Linked DNA regions of Homo sapiens: region 2 is linked to region 1. A link is a loop called in an ENCODE intact Hi-C map of the cell type or tissue named here. Cell type or tissue: dorsolateral prefrontal cortex. All regions are shown on one strand. Links, peaks and the distances in the headings refer to the core of each region. The heading gives the core; the rest is flanking DNA.

What was found. Hi-C counts contacts between places; a loop is a spot of excess contacts. Peaks named below come from ENCODE experiments on the same cell type or tissue, not always from the same donor. Only the 100,000 strongest peaks of a DNase experiment are listed, where the experiment ranks them.
Region 2: a loop joins it to region 1, with 9 times the contacts of the local background. A loop is called at or near these places in 80 of 110 quality-filtered maps.

The regions. Positions count from the first base shown.
Region 1 is chr10:98,306,417-98,314,411 of GRCh38, forward strand. No RefSeq gene overlaps it. Among named protein-coding and RNA genes, the nearest start is that of LOXL4, 42 kb to the left of the region's middle. In dorsolateral prefrontal cortex, for the core only: CTCF peaks have their summits at 3,342 (motif pointing left) and 3,542; DNase peaks (open chromatin) are centred at 2,965 and 3,335; H3K4me3 peaks cover 501 bases; H3K27ac peaks cover 1,554 bases.
Region 2 is chr10:98,166,311-98,174,305 of GRCh38, forward strand. All of the region lies in intron 4 of R3HCC1L (R3H domain and coiled-coil containing 1 like), which reads left to right. Among named protein-coding and RNA genes, the nearest start is that of R3HCC1L, 36 kb to the left of the region's middle. RefSeq lists enhancers at 4,292-4,341, 6,957-7,458. In dorsolateral prefrontal cortex, for the core only: a CTCF peak has its summit at 4,404 (motif pointing right); a DNase peak (open chromatin) is centred at 4,361.

The DNA of each region.
Region 1 (7,995 bases), core at 1,022-6,021:
TATATTCAAATTAAATCAGTGGGTAAATTAAGTTCAGAGAGGCTAACTTGCCCAAGCCACACAGCTAGTAAGTGGCTAGTCCAGGATTCAAACATGGGTGTGTTTATCTCCAAAGCCCAAGCTTGGGTGTGTTTATCTCTAAGGCTCAAGCTTGTTCCACCACACTGTCATTCCTGGAGACAGAGATGATCTATTACTAGAAGTAAACAGATGGATAATCTCACATATTCTTACTTGGGAATTGTATCAGTCAGGATAGGCTTGGTTAAGATACAGTAACAAACAGCCCCCAATCTCAGTGGCTTAAAAACCACGGTTTTCTTTCTTACTCAGTCGACATGTCCATGACAGCTCAATAAGAGAGCTGTGTTCATCACAGCAGCTCAGGGATCTGGGCTGCAGGAAGAGCCACGATTTGTAATGTTGCCAATCACCATGCCAGAGGGAAGAGGAGCTCTGGAGGGCCCAGAACCTTCCACTCACGAGTCACTGGACATAAGTAGCCACGCAAACTTGATCCACCACAGGGGCCCCAAAAAGTACAAATCTGCCACGAACCCAGAAAGAGGAAAACCAGAAAGATTTAGAGAACAACCCTAATAAACTTTTAAAAACCATTTTGTATTTTTTGTGGTATGAAATAGAGTGATTTTTAAATGTAATAGTTTCATTTTAGATCAGTATATTATGATCAATTATATTTTAAGGTATATTTTAATCACTCTTTAATTATAACCATAATGTATAGAGACGAATTTGGGCATTTTCATCACTGAGGAGGTGATAAATGCTATTTAATTTAATCATGCAAAAAAGTGATTTGTTGACAAATTTTAATTTGATATATGTTTCATTTGAGGACCAAATGTATTTTAAAATGAATGTTGTAATTATAACTTGCAGCATAACAATGTTTTTTAGGACCTCATATTTGAACTTAATGAAAATTTTGTATTTCAAAAAGCAAGATTTTTTTTTTTTGATGTAAAGGATTTTCTCCCACTGGATATTGAGATTAAGGGTATGAAACCACTATTTTTTTGTTTTGTTTTGTTTTGATTTGAGACAGAGTCTCACTGTGTCCCAGGTTGGAGTGCAGTGGCGTGATCTTGGCTCACTGCAACCTCTGCCTCCTAGGTTCAAGCGATTCTTGTGCCCCAGCTTCCTGAGTAGCCGGGATTACAGGCGCATGCCACCACACCCAACTAATTTTTGTATTTTTAGTAGAGATGGGGTTTCACCATGTTGGCCAGGCTGGTCTCGAACTCCTGACCTCAGGTGATCCACCCACCGTGGCCTCCCAAAGTGTTGGGATTACAGGCGTGAGCCACCTCGCCAGGTCAGAAACTGCTATTTGTTAGCACTTCTCAAAAATACATTACAGGACTGGATCATCTTTATTCTTAATAAATAAAAATGCCAAATTGGCCATAATTGTCAGTGTGTTTTCTCTTTTTAGCATTGGTTTATGGGGTACTAGAAACATTTTTAGAATTATTCTATTTTTTATGTTCCTTATTAACTTGATAGTGTATTTCCTTCTCAGTGTTCCTTATGCTTCTTGTCTTAAACCAATGGTCCATCCATCCTGGGTGTAAATTAAACTGAGTATGACTAAACATAAAAAGAATTTAATGCTGCATGATAGTGAAACCCACCAGGATGGTTAGTGGTGTTCGGCTGAGTGCTGAGCCAACGGCCTGGAGACTGAGTCACAGCCAAATTGATCTCCACTCCCAGGGAAGGTGTGCTCTCCTGGCATGCCTTCAGAGCACTCACGCCCTTCCATTTAGAAAAGTAACTATTTTATTATTGATTTAGAAAATAAATGAAACATACTATCATTGCCTTGAAGCACGCAGATGCTTGCAATATCTTCAGGAGCCCGTGAGGATCACAAATAGCACACTGGGAAATGTTTCACCACGCCAGCTTCCACCGACTGTAGGCGCCTGGGGGTACATCGGAACTCAGCCATCTCTGCAGGTGACAGCCTCGTGGTGCCCAGCCCAGTGGGTTTTGCATAGGCTTAGATGCTTGCTATTTGTAGATTGTTGCTGATATTGCTTGATATTTGGAAGGGCAAAGAAAAAAAGGAGGGAAAGACCGACTACCTCCTCTTGAGTATATTCTGCTTCCCAGTATACAAGGGGGTTGACTGCACTGCCCAGGTCTGGATCATGTCTACACAGCCCGAGGAATGAGAGGTGGTGGTTGGCAAGATGCAGCCAGGGCCGGAAAGAGATGCAGAGATCCCCCAGGAACCAGTGTGTGAACTCTCTGGCCGTGTCCTCCCCCTGCCATGAAGAGCCGAGATAATGAAGATAGAACAAGCTCAGAGCAGGGCAGAGAAGCCATCCAGGAGACATGACTTACGGGAGGAGAGTTTAATTGGTTTAGCCTAAAAAGCCCATTACGCTCTCTGGTGGACACGGTAATGCTATAAATATCCACAAGGTGACAACAAGGGAGAGAGGATGGGTCTGTCTCGCTGATAGACTGTTAAGACCGGCGGCGCAGGGGGAGGCAGGCCCTGCTGGGGGCTTGAGCTCATTTCAGGGGCTTGGAGATGTTTTTACAGTGAGAATCCTTTGTTCAAATGAAAGCATACATGGAACTCTGTAACATGAAACAGATGGATAGCTAAGCTTCTCTAGCAGAAGCAAAGGTCATTCTTTGCCCCAACTCCTGCAGATACCTCACCTCACCCTCCCTGCAGCGCCCCGGCATCTCCTCTAGGCTCAGTTGGAAAACCTGTAGGTGAGCTACTCAGAGGCCCCCAGCTCTGACAGTCCTTGCTGGGGAGTGGCCGTGTCTAAGCAGGAGGTGAGGGTGAGGCACCCGAAAAGACAGTCTGTGGGGATGCAGCTTAAAGCAGGGCCCCTGTGTGGAAAGGGGTTTTTGCTGCCAAGAGATCCTGGGAGTGGTGAGACAGTACCCATCAAGCCTCGGGAAGGACTGAGCTCGTTAAATCACAAGTCGTATCTCACTGGCAGCTGCAGTCTTGGGAGCAGGCATTGGCAATGGATTGTGAGCAAGCGCATGCCTGTGGGGTCTCTCACATGGTCGGGAGGGGAGCTCAGCTTTCAGGGAGCATCTCAGAGTGTGCAGATGGGAGGGTGTTAGGGAAAAGGAGGCAGGGTGATGAGCACGGCGGCAGTCCCGGACCCGGAGTGTGGAGGCTGAGCTCCAATCCCTGCTCTCTGTAAATCTGCCATGTGACCTTGGGTTGTTTGGCTCTCAATTTCCTGATCTGAAACACAAGGTTGGATAAGAAGAGGGAGTGGGATGGAGGCGTAAGCTGCGGCCGCCCGTTCCCAGCCCTCTTCCGCCCTCTTATGGCCACCCCTGAACCAGCCTTTGCTAGGCGGCTTCCCAGGGCCTCCAGGGCCTGCGAGCCCAGTCTGGGAAAACTGGGCTTGGCAATGACCCTGGCAAGGGCATCCCAGGCCGTGGCTCCTGGATGAGAGAGACAGAATCAAATCTGCCCTGGGGGGAGGGGAACTGGGAGAGCTCCTTTGCCAAGGGACCACACTTGGGGGCCACCCTTGAACCTCTTTCTAACAAGGAACAAAGGCAGCTCCACGAGTGACTCCTCTGCTCAGAAACACAGCTCTCTGCTGCCTGGAAATCACAAAAAGACGCTGAGTGATGGGGTGCCCTTCTATGCTCTGGTTCCCTCCCAGTTTCTTTCCTCCCAATTTCCCTCCTCATCTTCTATGCCTCTATTTAGCCCTCAGGACGTGACAGTTCCCAGATCTCTGCTGGATGCCTCCCTTTATCTGAAATGCTGGTTCCAGCCTCCAGCACTCCCCCTAACAGGGAACAGGTACTCACTCCCTCCTCCCTGTGAGACACAATTAACAGTGACATACAATTTTTTAATGTGAAAATCAACCACCAAGCAGGCCAGGCATGGTGGCTCACGCCTGTAATCCCAGTACTTTGGGAGGCTGAGGTGGGAGGATGGCTTGAGCCCAGGAGTTCAAGACCAGCCTGGGCAAAATAGCGAGACCACATCTCAGAAAAAAAAAGAAAACCAGCCACAAAGCCTACTACTCACACCTGTTATTCCTCAGTAGGAGCCATGGTGCACCTGGCCTTTTGTTCTTGGTTTTTCATCACTGTACAATGTTTTTTTCCTGCTGATCCATAATCCTTATGGTAGTAATTTAGCAGCTGCATGATTCATCATTATACAGACTGGTGGCTGTCAGTCTGAGTCTAGGGGCTGTCCAGGTGATGGCATCCAACTTCTCCTTTCACCCCAGGAACTCTGCATTTACCTTTCTCCCAGCTTCATTGTCTTGTTATAACACACTGGGGGTTTCAGGAAAGATTTTATTTGGAAAAAAAATCTGTGGTTTAAGACACTTAAAAATCACGGAGCTAGATTAACAAATATGCACATAACCAAATGCATAACAAATATGCACATAACCAAATGCATCATTTCAAAGAATGGTTTTGCACATGCAGACTTTCCCTCTTTTAAAAGTGTCTCGCTGGCATTTTTTTTTCTCCCCTGCCTGGCGTTGTCCTTCTCTGGAGAATGCGTTTGCCTCGACCCTTCTATTAGAACAGGACTCCTGAGAGTCAGGGGCTGGGTCCTGCTCATTTCAAAGCCTGGCAAGGTGCCCCGCACACCGTGCACGCTCCCTTGTGGAACTGAATATGAAGGTGGCTCCACGGGGGAACTGGGACGTGCCTATGTTGGATGGACAAGACGTTCCAGTTCAGAATTTCTCAGCACACCAGGGAATGGCAGAGGTTCTCCAAGATAATTTTTGTTGTCAGGGTAGGGCCAAGACCACCTCCCTTGCCAGGCTCTGGGGGGACTCAGAGAGTCCTTGCCCTGGGAAGGGTTTTGTCAGGAGCACCAGATGAAACAGACCACGCTGGCCTCCCTCCAGGGTTCAGGACAGGCCTCGGCCTCGGCATTCATTGCTGGAGCCTTTCCCACATCCTCCACTGCACACTCGCTGGTCTGTGCCCATCACTGCACCTGAATGTCCTGCTGGTGAGGCACCTAGCTGAGAGAGATGTGTCCCTGGGCTCTGCTTGGAGGAATAACCCTTGGCCCATCTCCTGTGCTGTGACCCTCCACGCCTGCCCTCAAGTCATGTCCCCAGGAGGAAACTGCCAGCCAGTCCCCAGCAAGGGGGAATAGTGAATCAGAACACAAAGAGGCTTTTGGCTGGGTGCAGTGGCTCATCCCTTCCCAGCCCTTTTGGAGGCTAAGGCAGGTGGATCACTTGAGGTCAGGAGTTCGAGACCAGCATGGCCAGCATGGTGAAACCCTGTCTCTACTAAAAATACAAAAATCAGCCAGACGTGGTGGCAGGCACTTGTAATCCCAGCTACTCGGGAGGCTGAGGCAGGAGAATCGCTTGAACCCAGAAGGCGGAGGTTGCAGTGAGCTGAGATCGTGCTACTGCACTCCAGCCTGACACAAGGAGGCTTTAGCAAGCCAGCCTACACCCTCATTTATTGATAACCTAATAGGGCAACGACTGGCTCAAGGCAGGGTCTAGGGTTCCTGGTGCCTCCATCAGCATCACAGTGTTAGGTGTGGCTCCCGACCCTCTTCCTTGCATCTCTCACTGGACAGGAAACAGGAGAAAAACACCACCGGCCTAGAACTTGGGAGACTTGATTTTTGGAGATCCCCATCAGAGTGAACTCGGGAACAGCACCTGAGCCCTCTTTCTGCCTTAGTTTATTCAACTATAAAGCAAGCAAGTTGACTCTCAGGTCTCCAAGGGGCGCCCAGGTGTGGTGTCTTATCGTTTACACGTGGGGAGTGGGATTGGTAAGGGATTCCATTTCCTTGGTTGTGGCTCCAGGAAAATGTCCTAAATCAGGGAGTACCGTGTGAGTTATCCAACCTGGGACACTTCTGAGAGTAAAAGGGAGTTTTGTTTATAAATACATAGGGACAACACGTGGAAACCAGGTAAACTGGTGCATATGGGTGCCTGGGTGATGGGATGTAGGTTAAGCCACAAGCACCCACACAGCTCACCTCCCAAGAATCCTGTAGGTTGCTTGCTGACAGGAACAGAAGAGCAGCAAGATTAGTAATGCCGAAGACCAGACCTGTTTCTCCCTCTTCCCACTTGTGGCATGGCTGATACTGCAAGCTCCATTCCAGAGAGATGAGCCTCCTCCCACTGGGGAGTCCATGGGGCACATTGGATGCCCTGGGCGCATCACTGGGCTTCTTCCAAGAAAGAGCACTATGACAGCTTCTCTCTGAATGGCAGAACCTCTTGTTGGTTTATAAAGTCCTTTCATTGCACTTGAGCTCACTTCATCTTTATGGCATTCTCAGCGGGAAGGCATCATGATTCCCATTGTACAGGCGGGAAAATTGACGCTCAGAGACATTAGCTTGTCCCAAATCCCATGGCTATAAGTGGCCAAGTTGGGCCCCAGCCCAGGTGTGTGGCCCACTCCTCTGGCCCTCCGCAGTCCACCACACCCTGCTGGCCATGAGCTGTGGCTACACAGCACAGGCGTAAGTGCTTAGAATGGGAAGCAGAGTTTGGCGGTAGGGTCATAAATTATTTGCTAAAACCTCAGGCTAAGTACTAGGCATTCTGTGGTTTTTACTAAGTGCAAATGCCTTCCCTCAAGTAGAGGACCTCTGTAGGCTGGGCTTGCTCAGCCAGGAATTCACCTTGGGATTCTGAAGATATGTATAGCTTCGCTGTTTGTGGATTTCACATTTATGAGCCCTTCCTTGGCACTTGTCATAACTGTCCGTTAAAAGTTTGCATTTTTCCCATCTGCAAGGGCCCCTCTCCAGCCTTTTGGGTTGAACTTGTCTCTACCTTGTTCAGGATTTTGGAACTATAACAAGGGAAGGAATTACTAGTGAGGAAGCACTTACTATTTGCAGGATCCATCACTTCTGTTAGCTAGTTAAATCCTCAGTGTGAGCCTAGGAATTAATCGAACTTATTTTCAGATGTGAAAACGGAGTCTGTGATTTGGCTGAGTCACTCTAGGGAAGGGAGAAGCTGGTTCTTAAACCCCTGTGGAGCGGATTGCTTCTCCCTTCCCTGTAAGGGTGAGGGCCACCAATTCCAGGGAGTAGTTCTCAGAAGCCAGTGACGTCCTAGACAGGACTTTAAGCTACATTTAATTGAGGCCAAGGTGGAAGCTGTTCCAAGAACTCAGGGACACTTGGGAGTGTTAAAATCTGTTTCTAGAATTCCAAGGACAAAGACCTTGGAAAGCTGCTGACAAATGCCCATTAAAGGGCCTGTAGAATTCAATTAAATCCAATGAACATTTATGACTGCCTCCTATAAGCCAGGTGCTGTGCCAGGTGCTTTGGGGAAGCAAAGCTGAATGGGCAGGTCCCTGCAGTTATGGAACTCCCTGGACAGCGACACTGGCATTTCTGGCCTCACCACACAGCAGCCCCATGCCACCGAGATGGAAGAACAAAGAATTCTCTGGCAGGGGCCATCAAACGTGTTTATGAAGCATTGAGTTCTGGAACCTTCTCCTGTAGCCCATCCACATTGGCATTTTCAAAGACTTAAGAAGGAAGGACATTTGTTTATCTTTCTTTAGAGTTTCCCGAACTTATCCAACAGTGGAGCTCCCTCCTCCTATGTCCTCTTGCCCCTGGTGGAGTATTTACTAACATCCTCATAATATTCCATGGAACACATTATGGGATACGGCAGCCTGGGGGCAGCTCCATGGTGGGCCTGGGAGGCTAATGGACATGTTCTCTTCTTTTAGAATAAATCGTTTGGGGATGTCATTACTTCTTGCTCTTTGCTCTCTCGGACAGAAGATGCATCTGCGGATGCTTGGGTTTAGCTTTGGTAGCTTACTTAAAAGGGCGTCTTTCAAAATTGGGGATTACTCAGGGCTTTCAGCCTTTTCGCTAAAGAGATCCCTTGGGTCAGCATACGAGTGTTTGGGGCACACAAACATGGCCACAGCTTTCATAACATATGCAATAGCACAATT
Region 2 (7,995 bases), core at 1,997-6,996, 140 kb before region 1:
CTTGGACTTCTAGCTATTAGAATTGTGAGAAATTTTTGTTGTTTTTAAGCCACCCAGTCTGTGGTACTTTGTTATAGCAGCATGAACTAAGACAACCAGTTTCTGTAAGTCTCCAAAATAACACTCTGACTTTTTGCGTCTTCACATGTTGAGTCTATTCTTTCCACTTGTAATATCTCCCCTCAGTTCTGTGTCTGAACTTCTAAATCTGTTTCTAAAGGCCTAGCCTCAGTTCCACCCACTTTATGACATTTTCCTCACCCATTCCAAGCCCTTAGTGATATTTTTCTCCTCTGGTTTCTATCATTTACTGCTTTTCTCTTTATTTGGTAGTTAGAGACATATATTCCCTTAAAACAACATTAAAACAATCTTTCCAATTAGGTAGAGACATCTTAAGGGGAAGCTTCATTTTTACTCTCTCGGCTTACTGCAACTTCTGCCTCCCAGGTTCAAGCGATTCTCCTGCCTCAGCCTCCCGAGTAGCTGGGACTACAGGTGCGTGCCACCATGCCTGGCTAATTTTTTGTATTTTTAGTAGAAATGGGGTTTCACCGTGTTAGCCAGGATGGTCTCGATCTCCTGACCTCCTGATCTGCCCACCTCAGCCTCCCAAAGTGCTGGGATTACAGGCGTGAGCCACCGCGCCTGACCCCTACTTTATAATTTCTACTACCCCAGCAGTGATGTCAATACAATATGTGCACTTAATAAGTATTTGATGGTAAAAAAAAAATGCCATTGCCTATTGTTAGCTTTTACCCATCTTTAACAATTATCTTTCTCTTTGTATCATAAGAATACTAGATAAGAATTCAGTTTAAATACCTGAGCCATGTTCGTTCAGGACATGATTCTTCTTGAAAGCCTTCTGTAGCCCTGTGTACAGGCATTCTGTTCCTTAAAGTAACGTTGCTTTGAAGATTTTACTGTATTGTAATTATTTGTTATTCTTGGAACTCTAATGAATAAACTTTGAAACTGCATAGAAGAGAAACTCTTAAATTTATTAACTTGTTAATGTTTTCTTTGCCTGAAACTTGCTTTTGGTTTCTCAGTTTCTCACCAGGCACATTTCACACCTGCTGGTATAGCTCCAAGGAGGGAGGTGATAGATACGGAGCTGTAGCTATTTCTCTAACAGACAGACTCTACCTCATTTATAAGTATTCATTTTTGTTGTTACTGTGATTTGGTATTTTAAAAATTAAACTGTTCTGTGCTATGCATTTTTACAAACATACATACAAAATAAATAGCTTTGCTACAATGAACCTTTGGCTGTAGCCAGACTAGCATTCTGGGCTATGCATTTTTACCCCAACATAATTTTTAGAAGATATGTGTTTTAGTCTTACAGTAGTAGTTAGATGCAGGGACTTTGAAATCCAATCCACGGACTTTGAAATCCTATCCAGCACTTGGAAACTGTGTAATCTTAAGTAACTTAAGTTTCAGATTTTTCATCTGTAAAGTTGGGATAATAATAGCTACCTCTTAGTATTGTAGTTGGGATAAAATGAGATAACATATATGACACTTAGCTGAGATTGAGTCTGGTGGCTTCTACTTTCAAAATTTACCCAGTGGTTTATTAGCTTTACTCTGTGAATCTTAAAGAGGAAAAGAAATCAAGTTTAATGCATGTCAAGGTTGAGGTAAAGCCCCCAAAGCTTTATCCATTTGAGCTCCTTTATTGTCAACTATAGGATGTCAGTTAAACCCAGAATAGACCCAGGAGAGGAACTAATTTCAAATAACTGTAGAAGCAGACCAACCTCCAGATGTGTATTGAGGGAAAGAAGTTTTAAGAGGGAGTTTTTTTCTTCTCTCCCTGCCCCCTACCGCCAGTTACATATGCAGAGTAGGAAGCAAACTTTTCTCTCTACCTTTGTATTACATATTATATTGCCATTGTTCGGTATATTAAAGCTTTTATCTGACTGCCTTTTGAGGTGGTCAATAATAGGTGCTAACATTAAACTTGGAGCAGTTAAGTCGGTGAGCTGTGTGGTTACCTTGTCAGTGGAGTGTGAAAAAGACTAAGCTGCGGACTGTTTCCCAGCCTATAAAGCGTGAAATCAGTTGGTGCTGATGCATGACGACTATAGCCAGTGTAGTATAAAATAAGCTGGGGGCATGAATTGTGTTATGTCGTGAGAAAGACCTTTTCATGCCAGTTTATTTATATATTTTGGGACCTCCAAGATCCTACTGGAATCATGTATCTTGTATCTTTTGTTGTCTTGATACTCAGTTTTTTCATGAAATGTTTCTTCCAGTTGTGCAAGCTGTATTCTTTGTCCAGCTGCAGGCAGAGAGGCAGAGGCAGTAAATATAAATGTCCAAGGCAGAGGCAGACTAATATTAAAATACTGTATTATATTCTGTTTAAGATTGCATCTGAAAATACCATCTGCAGTTGGTATTTGATGTACAGGTTTCTTCTGTTTTAGACCCAAGATTTGAACGTATACTCTACATTCTACTTTGAGCTTCTGCCAGGGTGAGAACTGTGTTACCAGTTTCACTGGTTGGTGGTCCCATGTTGAAATGTGCCTCTGGAGAAGGAAAGTAGAGAAGGGCAGCATTTTCAAATGCTTGGAGGAGTTGGTAGGAAGAAGTATAGAGATTATTCTTATGCGGAATAGAAGAGAGGGTGTTCCTCTCCTGACACCTGGTGAGGTTCTTTACCATATGGCTTTTGAGGGTGAGGCAAGGTGAATGAGGAAGTTTCAGAGACAACAGTGAATTATTGTCAGCCTTTTTAAGTCTGGAAGGTTATTGGAAATAGGCATGCCATGAAAGCATTAAAGATCTTTCATTCTTATCTTACTTGGTTTTCTCCTTTTACGGCAGCAGTCTTTGAACTCTTTTTGGTTGTTTTGCAGTTACATGGATTCTAAGCAAATTGTGAATATTTATGAAACTAATGCATCATTGTGAGACCATTCTGCTGAATATCAGGCAGTCTAGTCTAGTAGTTAAGTGCAGGGACTTTGAAATCCTAACCAACACTTAGAAGTTGTGTGATCTTTAGTTATTTAAGCTTCAGATTTCTCCTATATAAAATTGGGATAATCATAGCTATCTCTTAGTACTATAGTTGGAACCAAATGAGATAATGTATATACAATGTTTACCACAGTCCCTGTCATGTAGTAAGCACTCTGTAAATGGTAGCTGATTATTCTTCTTTCTCTTCCTCTACTACTACTAAATCACTGCTCTACCACTACTTCACTTTTGCTTGTAGGGCCTAAACTGTAATGAAACAGAAAACACAATTAGACATGGTTCATCGCGGCAGATTTTGAAAAATATGTCATTGTTCTCTTGGGCATGGCTTAATAGTTCTTTCTTAACTAAGTAGAAACTATAAAAAGACTTTTTAAAATGAAAGATAAGAATCTTTGTCTTGGTTTAAGATAGCTTTGCAAATGAGTGTACAAAACTAGTTATTCTAAAATGTATTTGCTTAATGCAAATAAATCAGCCTTTATATGAGCTTAGGGAATATGTAAAACTAACAGCTCGAAGAATTGTCATTCCTTATTACTCACCTAACACAACCTTTTTTTTTTTTTTTTTTTGGAGTGAGTGCTTTTTTTTGGGAATTGTTTGAAGTTTTTTTCTTGTGCCAAGAATAGTCACAGTAGAAGTCTTGTCCAGTGTATGAGGCACATTTTTGGGGGAATGGGATGGAAAAATCACCCTGATCATTTATCCTTAATGGTAATGAGTATTAGTGTGGATAATATATTTGGATTTGATGTGCATTATGTGATTATTTCTTCAGCACAATTAACTTCCTGATTAAACTTTGCTCAGCATATATTGTGAGCATATACTCGGTGGAAAACTGATAATACTGCTATAATGGTGGTAAAACTGCTAGTTTAGTTGATAGACAATCTGGGTTCTGGTCTTAGTTACTACCACTCTAATAGTCTTAGATAAATCCCTCAACCAGATGATTTTCAAAGGCTCTTTTCAGCTATAAGCTTTTTGTTGGTTTGTTTTGAGACTGGGTCTTGCTCTGTCACCCAGGCTGGAGTACAGTGTCACAATCATAGTTCACTGCACCCTCAAATTCATGGGCTCAAGCAGTCTCCCTCCCTCTCAGCCTTCCAAGTAGTGAGGGTTACAGGTATGTGCTACCGTTCCCAGCTAATTTTTTATCTTGTTTTAATTTTTTAGAGACAGAGTCTTGCTAAGTTGCCCAGGCTGGTCTTGAACTCCTGGCCTCAGGCAGTACTCCCACCTCGGCTTCCCAGAGTGCTGGGATTGCCTGCGTGAGCCACTGTGCCTGGCTTCAGCTATAAGATTTGAAGATAGGTATGCAGGTGGCTTAGAAACTGGGAAATGTAGTAGTGACACATTTTGGCCACCAGAGGGTGAAGTCCAGTCATTGAAGTTGTGCTCTGTATTTGACCAGAATGTGGCATTCTTGGAAATGAAGAGGACACATTGACCCTCTGTTCATTTAGGTTAAGTCATAGAGCCTCTTGCTCTCTGATTCTGCTTTCACTTATTATCTTTCTAAAACTTTCTGGGTAGGGCTGGGGCAGATACTAAAGAAAGGAGAAGAAAGGAATAGAGGTATCTAATTGTCAGCTATTCATCCAATTTTGTTCTGTAAGATAGTGAATAGCTTTCAGATGACCTATGGGCAACCTTGATGGGAAGCACAATAGTATATAGGTCACCACACTTAATTATTTGTGGCCACCTTCCTTCCCCAAAACACATAGGCATGCACACAACACTTAACCCTCATTGCCTTCACTCTCTCTGAAATTCCAAGGATGAAAACAGAATGTCTGAGAAATATAGTAGCGTGAGCACAGCCCTTATAATTGTAACCAAGGTTCCAGTCTTGCATTGCCACTTAATATCTGTGTAACCACAGACATTACAATTTTGAATTCTCAGTATCTTTATCTGAAAAACTAGGATGTTGAATTCTGACCTATACAATCCCTTTCGGTAAGTCTAATTCCAAGGCTCTGTAAAAATTCTTTAATGTTTATTTGAAGGGCAGTGCTATTCTTAATACAACACTTTAATAAAGTAGTATCTTTAAACAATAGCATGTTCTTTTTTGATAGAAACAGAGCTCTAGATGTTGTTAAGGCATAGATATTAAAGAAGTAAACTATCATGACATCAAATAGAAAGACAGTTACTGCTCCACCGTGGCATTTTTTTGGCCCCATAAACAAATACAAACTAATTCTCTGTGAATATAGGCTCAGGATAGCAGTGGTTCAATCAAGAGGGGCCAAGACTAGGAGGAGCCAGGCCAAGCTGATTTCGGGTATAGTTAATAGTGAAACATTATGAGAAGAAGTCATTTGGGGATAAGTAAGCTTAGCAAAAGAGAGCATGTAGGTTCTGGGAACCTATGTCATGAAGCTGGAGTCAGAATCCATTTCTTCCAGCCACACCAGTGGAAATAACTTTGACACAACATTCGATTATACAAGTCCAAGTTGCTGTCTGAGAGCTCAGGATGATAAGATGGAAGGAACAAGGAAAGGCACGGTAGACAAGCTGAGATGAGTGTCTAGAATGTGATAGAGCAAATGGACTCAGAAGTGTGCTTGTGAAAGCAGGCAAGGATTAGTACTTACTATTATGTTTAATATGTATGCAAGAGAGTAGAAGCCAGTCAGGCTGACTGGGTAGAAACAACATTTTAGGATTATGTTCAAAAGATAATTTTAATCTGTCCTAGTTTTAATCGCTATCCTTGGTGTTGGTAGAAAAGGTCTATTTGGTATGTCTAAGGCTCTACACATGTTTGAGGCTAGTGATTATATCACTGACAAACTCTAGGTTGTTTGATGATTCTAATAGCTTTACACTCCACGGGATATACACGTATTCACAGATCCGCTCACTACTGCTGCAGAGTTCATTTCACAGAAATGAACTGGCTAGTAAAAAATTTGGCAGGCAAACTAGCTTTTCAAGTAGCTGCTAGGAATGGAGCCCAGCTATTCCCTTTGGGCTTGAGCTGTTGGAATTCATTGGGTTAGCAGCTAGAAAGAATGAAACTGTAACATTTTTAGCGTGGTTCATGACAGCAAAGCTGAGGTGTTAGGATTTCTGTTCTAGAGGTTTACACTGCAAGTAACTTAACTTGATTGTGTGTCTTAATATTACTGGGCTTCTGACCGCTGAAATATGGCTTGGATCGATGGTGGTTTGGAGAAAGTAGAAAGAGGGCTATCCATCATCTGGAGGCTCCATAGAAGCTGGCTGATAATGCTGCTTTCACCAGGCAGCCATCTGTCCATCCATCCATCAGTAGGATGAAATGAGATTTAGCGGAACAGGCAGCCGTAACTCTGAAATACTTTCTAACCAACAATTGCAGCCCTGGCCTGAGTCTGACCACAAAGCACAGCACTGGGGTTTGGCGGGATGTGGCAGCAAGTGCAGTCTCCTTCCCGTCACTGCCAGCCTAGTATGTATTCAGTATGAGGCTGTAGCCCAAGCTTACTTCCCATACAAAATTTGACTAAACTTGGGATGACAAGTAGACAGAAATAGTCTTTCAGCTCCAGACTAAAAATTTTACAAGTTGAGCAGACCCTTTCGGTGGGGAATTTTTTTGCTTAACACTCTGGGTACTTACAGTAATTCTGTCATTGTGGTACTTAGGGATGAGGTAAAGGTAATTTACTGATTTCATTTTATATAAATTCTTGTTTTTCTTAAATCAAAATTTTTACCTAGATTGTTAGGTTGCAGAAATGGAATTTTCATTCTCTTATTTCTTTCTTCTCTCTTTGGTGGTGCTAATATGAAAGGAAAGAAAATGTAGATGGGGAAATGGGTAAAAAATTCGAAGCAAGAAAATGGATGATCCCTAAAATGGACAGTTAGGCTCTGAATAATTGGTTGTGTACCATGTCTTCCTGGTTCTTTTGCAGGAACATTGAGCCTTCTGAGAGAGCCTCTTAGTGTAGCTCTGTGCTCATGTTGCCTGTCCTGGTACCATCCCTAGCCATAGCCAGCTTCCTTGACTGCTTTCTCTCACTGATCACTTTAGACCTCAGCTCCTGCTCTTTGTTCTGAAACCTTGCTTTTCACTTCAGACTGGGGGAGGGGTAGAGGGAGCCTAATGTACCGGAGATGCTTCGGAAATGAGAGCCTTGGATGAATTCCTGGGCCTATTGATCCACCGGCAGTTTATGCATCCTGACATTCATAATCTCAGTAGGCTGCTGATGTTCCTGATTAATGGGCCCAGGGGCTGTCCATCCGTCACTTCGCATTAATTACTGAAGAGGTGTTTTTCCAGTGATTTACCTGACAGCGGGCTGTGATAAATACCCCTAAGCAGAGTGGGCAGTGATTAATCACAGGGCCACACCCCTCCCCCTACTCTTTTTTCCCCCTAACCACAGGTTAGCATTGGGACCTGACCAAATAGTGCCCCCTCCCCATAAGCTATCTATCTCCATAATTGCTTGTGGATGCATATTTATTGGGGCATGGGGCCTGGCAGATAGCATTCTAGAACTTGTGCCAAAGATGATGAAAAATAAATCTTCCCAATAGGAAGAGTATCTAACGTGTTTTTACATGGGGCAGAGAAGTGTCTGTGAGCTGCGTGTATGTTGCTTTTTAAGAAATCTGATAGGAATATTGCCCACCTGCTATGCCTGCACTCAATACTGTAATGGTTGCTTTTTGAGCTTTAAAAAGAGGAGATAGAACAACTTTTATGTTTGCTATACTTGTAGTATATTCAGGGAGAATATGTGAACAAATATGAGAAATTAGAGAACATTTCAAAGTACTAATACAATCTTGGGAGAATTGGACTAGAACTTCAGGATTCCATTTCTTACTCTGTGGCCTTAGAAAGTGAAATTTAGTTAACTATTTAAGTGTTTTAATGTTTTTCATGTGTCGGGCATTGTATTCAGCTCTGGAGATACGAAGATGAATTGGGCTGAGATCTCAGGGAACAAATTC